Regions from separate parts of the Homo sapiens genome. Here region 2 is linked to region 1. Evidence: read pairs that join two places in POLR2A ChIA-PET (ENCODE). Cell type or tissue: OCI-LY7. All regions are shown on one strand.

Evidence for each region. ChIA-PET counts read pairs that join two places held together with the same protein. Peaks named below come from ENCODE experiments on the same cell type or tissue, not always from the same donor. Only the 100,000 strongest peaks of a DNase experiment are listed, where the experiment ranks them.
Region 2: POLR2A ChIA-PET joins it to region 1 with 5 read pairs; 2 of 35 experiments call an interaction of 5 or more read pairs at or near these places.

Annotation. Positions count from the first base shown.
Region 1 is chr2:7,959,102-7,963,101 of GRCh38, forward strand. The region is part of intron 2 of LINC00298 (long intergenic non-protein coding RNA 298); the gene reads right to left. Among named protein-coding and RNA genes, the nearest start is that of LINC00298, 16 kb to the right of the region's middle. In OCI-LY7, no CTCF peak of the experiment used is centred here; no DNase peak of the experiment used is centred here.
Region 2 is chr2:7,904,282-7,908,281 of GRCh38, forward strand. No RefSeq gene overlaps it. Among named protein-coding and RNA genes, the nearest start is that of LINC00298, 71 kb to the right of the region's middle. In OCI-LY7, no CTCF peak of the experiment used is centred here; a DNase peak (open chromatin) is centred at 1,730; H3K4me3 peaks cover 345 bases.

The sequences.
Region 1 (4,000 bases):
AGGAGAGCTGCTTCTGAGAAGGTTTGGGCACTTACCTCCTCCTAGATGGCAATCTACATTGTCCTTGTAATGGCAGATTCTCCGTGGGATTGGCCCACTGGTTGTCTCTCTATATCCCATGATGCTTTTATTTCGGGAGGCTCATCAGACTCTTCTTCCAGGAAGCCTTGGTCAGAGCCACTCTGGGCTGACTTTCACTGTACCAAGCACCATGCTAAGACAGTCAGTTAAGTTTTAATAACTGAGCCTTGGGAGTAAGGTTGGGCTTTCGAGTCCTGCTTTCTCAAAGGATCCTGGAGCTCTGCTGTGCACGTTTGCTCACATGCCCTCCTTCTCCCCCCACCCATCACAGGTCAGTGCTGTCTCGCACAGGAGAAGGTGCTGGCTTCCCCTGACGTCCTCTGTGGGTAGACTCACAGGAGCTCTGCATTCAGTGATCATGTGATGAGGATCAGGAATTTCAAAGAGGAATTTCAGCACTGCCTGCACTGAAATAATCACGTTTGACCTCACAAGGAACAGCAGGTTGGGCAGAACGTTAAGTGTCAGGCAGCATGAGAGCCCACACGCAGGGCACGCAGCCTGGGACTGAACCAGAAGAAGGTCTGCCATTGAGGATTTAGCAAGGGGAGTAGCTCATGATGAGGCGAGAAACAACTGTTTCCAGTCAGGTCCAACAACCTCCCTGAGGTAATCACAAAGTCATTCTAATATCTGGACTATAGAAATCCAAATTTCGTCTCCATCCTTTGGAGCTAAATTTCTGACGCTCCTTTCAACAAGATGAGAACCTGCCACTTTGGTTGGAACCAGGCCCTGGGCCTCACTGTGAAGGCTGAACGAGGATGACCAGAGCCGGGACCTTGGACACACTGGGAAGTGACCATCCAGCAATGTGTGAGGCCTGGGGGAAGGAGGAAAGAAAGCAGCCGGGGGAGGCCTTGGGGCAGAAAAGAGATGGACATGGAGGCCATTCAAAGCAGGGGAGAGACTCAAGGCGTGAGAAGACAGGCCTGGGGCTCAAGGTGGATCTGTTAAGGTCCGTGGTTACAGCCCGCTGCCCCAGGTGAGGGAGGATGCTACTGAAGGATGCGGAGTTTTTTAGGGAACTACCATGCAGGTTTTCCCTCGACCATCCCCATCCCTTGATTGACCTTACCATTCTCCCTTCAGGTAAACTGAAAAACAGAACCATAACAGAGGGATACTCACTCTCCACTCTGGTACATATTCATATTTCTTTTAGACCCTTCTCACAGGATCCTAGATAGGGAAATAACTTCAGACAAAACTTGGAACAAGACTCCTATCTTCACGTAGCTGCCCAGTAGCACATGGGTAAGTCACCTGAGACCCAGAGAAGTCAAGATTGTTTGTCTAAGAAATCTAATAACTGGCCAGGAGCGGTGGCTCACCCCTGTAATCCCAGCACTTTGAGAGGTCGAGGCAGGTGAATCACGAGGTCAGGAGTTCGAGACCAGCCTGGCCAATGTGGGGAAACCCCATCTCTACTAAAAATACAAAAAAAAATTAATTGGGTATGGTGGCAGGTGCCTGTAATCCCAGCTACTTGGGAGGCTGAGGCAGGAGAATCCCTTGAACCCAGGAGGAGGAGGTTGCAGTGAGCCGAGATCACACCATTGCACTCCAGCCAGGGCGACAGTGTGAGATTCTATCTCAATTTAAAAAAAAGAAAAAAAGAAAAAAAAGAAACAAAAAAAGAAATCTAAGAAATCTAATAACCCAGGTGGGCTAGGACAATTTTATTTACACCACATGCAAATGTTTCTTCCTCCCAGAAAATGTACCTGACCAACAATTAGACTTTGTGAAGAGCTACCTGAAACCCCCAGCCCTATTCTCTTATTTCTCATTGTATCCATTTAGAGGTTTCTGTGAAATCAAAATATTTCTCCTAGCATTAAGAGAAAGGGAAGGCAGATGTTAATCTCAACAAGATTTCAAGTAGTCCCTAATAATCTCTAGGCTAGGTGCTTAAAAAAGCCAGCATAAGTTCTCTGGCTTTTGGACTTCTTCACATTAAGGAAGTTTCTATCCCTAACTTCTCCAACTTCTCCCTTTCTAGGAAGAGTTGGAAGTTAGCATTGGGATCAGGAAACCCACACCCACATCTAACACTTGCTTCTCTCCAACTCTTTGGAACAAATCTTACATGTACAACTAATCCATGAAGACTTTTGATTTCCCTTCCCTGGGATAGAATTGGTATATAGAAGACAAAGGGGACCAGTTCGGCTCACGGTCTATGAAATCCTGTAATTTGGAGATAAACTGGATGCTAATTTCTCCAAATTTTGGCTCCTGATAATCACAGCTAAATTTTGAAATGCAAAACTAAGCTATGACTAATGCTTTTCTCTCTGACTTTCTCTAATAAGAACACTGCTAGTAGGAGCAGGGGAGAAACATGGAAAGAAGGAATTTTAAAATCGCAGAACTTTATTTCAAATACTACCCTCAATGCTCTTGTGTAGACTGCACTGTCATGAATTTTATATTTTTGCGTGTCCTAATGATCTCCATAAACAGAAGTTGAGGAACATTCTAATCTCCTTGAAATAAGGGGTTCCAGTGGAGAGATTTTTAAGAGTCAGTCTGACCAAAAGTCAAGCTTCAGTTTCAACATTTGTGAGTCCTGTGGCCTTTGACTAATTGTTTACTCTAAACTACAATTTCCACAACTGTAGAATGAGTCATAATTGATTTTGCATTTTTATGAAGATTAGAGATAATATATTCAATGCACTGATGTGTAGGTAGATTGATAATCACTAGTCTCCTTCTTTCTGTTTTCTGAATTTCCTGAAGACTCAAACCTAGTCTCATCATTCACCTCCTGAGACCTTAAAGAAGCATTCTTATTGGATTTGTTGATCCTGCTTTTATTCTTAGATTGTATTGCACCTGAAAAACTCCAGACTTGACAAATGCATCTAAACCTGCTGAGTGCATTTTTTACCGAATATCTTTTTGATGACGCTGTTACAGAAAGCATGGCCTGTTCAGTTTCAGGGGGTAAAATGTGTCCCTTTCAATGTGGAGAACTATCTGAGGCCCTTTCTAGGACTGGCTCTGCATGTGCTGAATGATCCATACCAATAACAGGATCTGGTTCTAGCAGGTCTAAGAAGCCTACCCACTACCCTTGTTATTCAGCATCTGTTGTCTGAGTCAGGGTAGAGAGCTGTTACTCCATGGGGACAGTCACAATACTTCTCCCAGCCTCCCTGCTGCAGGACGTTCCATTGTGCCCCACTAAATGCTAACAGACTCAGATTTCTGTCAACACCGTCCTTACCCTCCTGTACTTCACCTGCTCCCCAGGACCCAGGAAGTAACGGCCTAGCTCTCCAGCTAGGCATTGAAAGCCAACACCTGTTCACAACTCATCCTAACTCAAGTTCCTACTGTTTCCCCTTCTGGCAGCTTACACTCTTGCCCCAATCCTTAGCTCAGGCTAAACATTTCCTTTCTTTTCATTCTGGATTCGAATCCTAATAAAAGATGAAGATACAGTTCAAATGCCTCTTCTCCTTGAACCTTGGCTTTCCTCTGTAGTTCTAAATGAGCCGTTCTCCTCTTCCCTTCCACAGAAATGGGCTCAACCGGTCTGCGGCCCTGGTCACTGTGTGTCTAACATCACAGTGGACTCACACTCCCATCGTCTAACCTCGATGGTCTGGAAGGAGCTGAGGGTAGATTTCATGTGTGAATCATCTCTGTGGCCCTGCTGGGATCACATGGCATCCTGAAAGACTGTTGGATGTTTAACACAGTGGGCATTGGGACAAGTTTATCTATTTTAAATCCAAAAACAAACCATTCTGATTTATTTTTAAATTAATTTTCCAGTGTATATATACCATGAGTATAGTAACAGATGTTCCTTGGATATTCTAAAATGTATACTCATTAACTATATGTAAATTCAATTGTTTTTAAATTGTTTCCTGCCCCAGTCTCTCATTATCATGTCATT
Region 2 (4,000 bases), 55 kb before region 1:
CTCTGGCGAGGCCACCGTGATCTTCTGCCTGCTTCTGGACACCCTTTTGAGTGGGTGTGGTGGAGCCTGCACCCTCCACTTTGCTGTATCTGCTTCCACCAAACTTGCGTAATTTCAAAATCTACCTGAAACTTGTTATTTTTTTTTCCTGGCTCACCCTCTCTGCTGCAGTGACACAGTGGGTGACTCTGCCTTTCCAGAGGCTCCTCTAAGTGCCCTTCTGACCAGATGATTGGAGTGGAGTGCCTTTCCCTGCTGGACTTCGCCACTTCCTGCCCCTGAATGCTCATCATCCCTGGCCACTCCCCTCTGTCCCCTGCTCACACAGCTCAAATAACCTAAGCCTTTATTTTCCCCCCAGACCTTTAAGCTTCTATATCCATCTCTTAGCTGGATATTTTCGCCTGAATACCCAGATCCCATAGATCAATGAAGACGACCATGCGAGAGGAGAAAAGAGACGAGATGGCAATACCCACAGCACGTTTCTATCCTCCATGCTGAGCACGCTATGTAGTTAAGAAATGTTTGTTGAATGAATGAATGAGTGAATGAATACATGTATAGCCAAGTGAGCTCGGAAATACTCAGAGGATACCTTTTCCTGGTCCCTGTCTGCCATCACTGTGACTTTCCCCAGCCACATACAGGGAAGTGTAGTTCATCTGATGGGCAGTTTCAAAGCAGATGAAATTAGCCAGAATGCCGAAGACTGCCTTTAGTATAGGCACACTTTTTCAAGTTTTCATCAGTTAATGCATTTTCCCCTCTCTTGTAATGTAGCTTCTAGCTTCCAAAAAACTGTATTTCGGAAAATGTTCCTAAGGAGACCAGGACTGCTCATACGAGACCACCTCAGCTGAGCTGTTGTTAGTAAGCCCGCAGCCTGCTCTGCTCTCCTTAGCTGTTTCCTCGTTTAACATCGCCACTGAACACTTGCTCTATACCATTAGGCGGCCGCTCTGGAGGAAAATGAAGGATTTGCTGTATAATGTATTTTTTCAAAGAGATTATTTAAGGCACGATTTCTGTTTATGGTCCCAAGATAAATTATAATCACCTTTGTTTACCTCATATTCCTTTCTTAATTAACTGACAACCTATTAGCATACATTTTTTTATCCCAGGAGCATTAATTATACATAATTTATATCATAAGCATTTATTTCATATCAGTGGGATGAATAAAACATTTACCTGCTTATAGCTACTTGAGGTTAACATTTTTATACAAAAAACTCACCTGAGACTTCCAATCAAATTATCAGATTTTTAATTTTGTGTTACATAATGCTACAGTACTGGTCACTGTAGCATTTTATTCCACTCTAGGCTAAACAATCGTTTAGCAGAGTGCCATGCTGGCAGCATTAATTAACCAATGATACATGCTTTGCTGCACAATGAGATGCAGATAATAAAAGTGTAAAATTTGCTCATATGAGAGATGGAGTCCTTCCTGGGATTGTAATACCAATATCAGCCCCGGTGAAGTTACAAAGATCTCCAGGCCTTTTGTGTCATAGTTTGCCAGACTGCAAAGGATCATAGAGGTCAAAGGGCACATTATATTGTCGTTTTAAAGGTGAGGATTCTGAGGGCGAGAGAAGGCAAATACCTTGTACGGCCCGATGCACCAGCAAACAAGTGCCAGAGATTTGAACACGGTGCGAGCACACTGGCCCGGTGCCAGGACAGTTCCACCTGTCGACACAGGTGTGCTCTTCTCTCTCAAAACATGGTAAGCTTTGAATGTTTGCGTCAGGTGGAATATCGTGCCCAGGTGCTTTAAAATGAGATGTACATAAATTAGTCTTTGGTTCAGAAATGTCACAATCTTTCCTGTATGGGGCGGCTTAGGTGATGTCAACAAGGGATTTTTTTAAGCCTCTCAAAAGATGAATAGATTGTGACTGTAATGCCATAAGAAGCCCTAGTTCCAGCCTCTAGGCTTCAAATTAGGCTACACTTTTCTCTAATCATCATATCCCTTTGCCACCACACTTCTCACTGGCTGTCTTCTTGCTCTGAACAGATGAATTTGCAAGACCATGGATCCTGTCCTCTACCTTCTCTGTAACTATTTTGTTCACCAACTACAGTTACCCAGAAACCAGTGGCAATGTTAGTTAGAATACAAATGGACCTTTTTACCTGAAAACTCCTTTGTTGCTTAGAATGAAATTCAGAGGATTTTGCTGTTTTTTTTTTTTTTTTTTTTTTTTTTTTTTTTGACAGGAGGAAAAACGCACTATACTTGCACAGAACTGAACGAGCTTGCTAAAGATCCGGGCTGTGGATGGAGAAGAAAGGGACTCACCAGAGATCATTAAGCACCTGCTGTGTGACAGAGTCTCTGCCTGGCCCTCATCCGTGCCATCTCATTTGATTCAATTTTGGGAAATAACACAATTATCCTCACCTCGTAGATGAGAAAACTGAAGTTTAAAAAGGTTAAGCCATTCGTTCAGAGCCACAGCTGCAGCAGGAGACAGTGCTGGGATTTGAACCAAGGTCCATATACTTTTAAAATCCAAGCTGTTTCTATGACACCACACTAATAACAAGGCAGATGGTAACAGGCATTTAGGTAGAACTGCTGAAAAACCCTTTTCCCATGTTTTTCATCTCCTGATTTTGAGGTACAAATGTGGTTTCTTTAATATATTCTGCCATCTTGCCTGGAAAGAATGTAGCATATTTCTCTTGAAGAAATCTTTTTGCATCACTAACGAGTCAACGTGGAGAGAAAACACTTGGTGTCAATGTTGGGGCATAGTTAGAGAAATCTGTTTCTTGAATCTCCTCTCATAATGTGGAAATGGTAACAAAGGCAGAAAGAAAACCATACAAAGCAAAATATGGGGGTCCCAGAGTTCCCTGGGAGACAAAGCAGCCCAGCCCAGTGAATTCTCCGCAGCGACCTTCGCAGATACTCGCCTGTGCCCAGCCGGCCGGGTGACCCCGCAGCCCCACTCTGCTCGAGGTCCGTCCCATCATACATCCGGAAGCCAGGCAGCATCCAGGGCTTGCTCATGAGCCCTGCCTTCAGCGGCATCACCTTCTTATACTCATCAAGGAAAGGCTGGACCTCTTCAAAGGCCTTCCTGGCTCCCAGCTCTCTTCATGTTGTCTTCATAAGAAATCTCATCTGGGCCCATGCCATCAAATGCCCATGACTATTTCGCCACTCCTCATGCATGCATCCCCCGGTACACAGTCTGAGATGTTGTACTCAATGGCTTCCTTAGGAAATCTCAAATCCACCTAAAGAAAATGTGTATTACACCACACTCATGATCCCCCACACAAAAAGTAATATTAGCTCAGTAAATGATATCCTCTAAATACTTGCTCAAACAACAACAAAAAAACCTTCTCCCATATCCAATCTACTGCCTGTCTATTTTGCCTCCTAAATGGATCTTGAATTCATCCCTGTTTTTCCACTTTCACTGCCATCATCATAAGCTTGGCTGTTAATTTCACTCACATGAACTTCTACAATTGCCTTCTAATTGTTATCACCTCATCTAATTTTTAAACTGTAACTAGAATAATCTTTTCAAGATGAAAATCTGATTATATCAAATATCCATTAAAATAATGAGAAGGACATCTCAAAGTTCAGAACAGGAACAGAAACAGAAACCATAAAGAAAAGTTTGATAAAGTAGGTCATATAAAAATATTTCTGCGGACAAGATCACACTAAACAAAATCAAAAGATAAAATACACGCTTGGAAAATTAAAAAGTACTGATTTTCTTAAACTATAAAGACACTTTAAAGTAGTCAAAAAAGTCAAACAACTCAATAAAAAAAATAGGCAAAGAACAAGATAGGCAGGTGCACACACAGACTTGCACACACACACTCGCACAAGCACAAATGGCTCTTAAACATTTTAAAAGATATTCAGTGTTATTTATAATAAGAGACAGACAAATTAACAACAAAATATGATACAATTTTTTGCTTGTCAGAGTAGCAAAAGTTG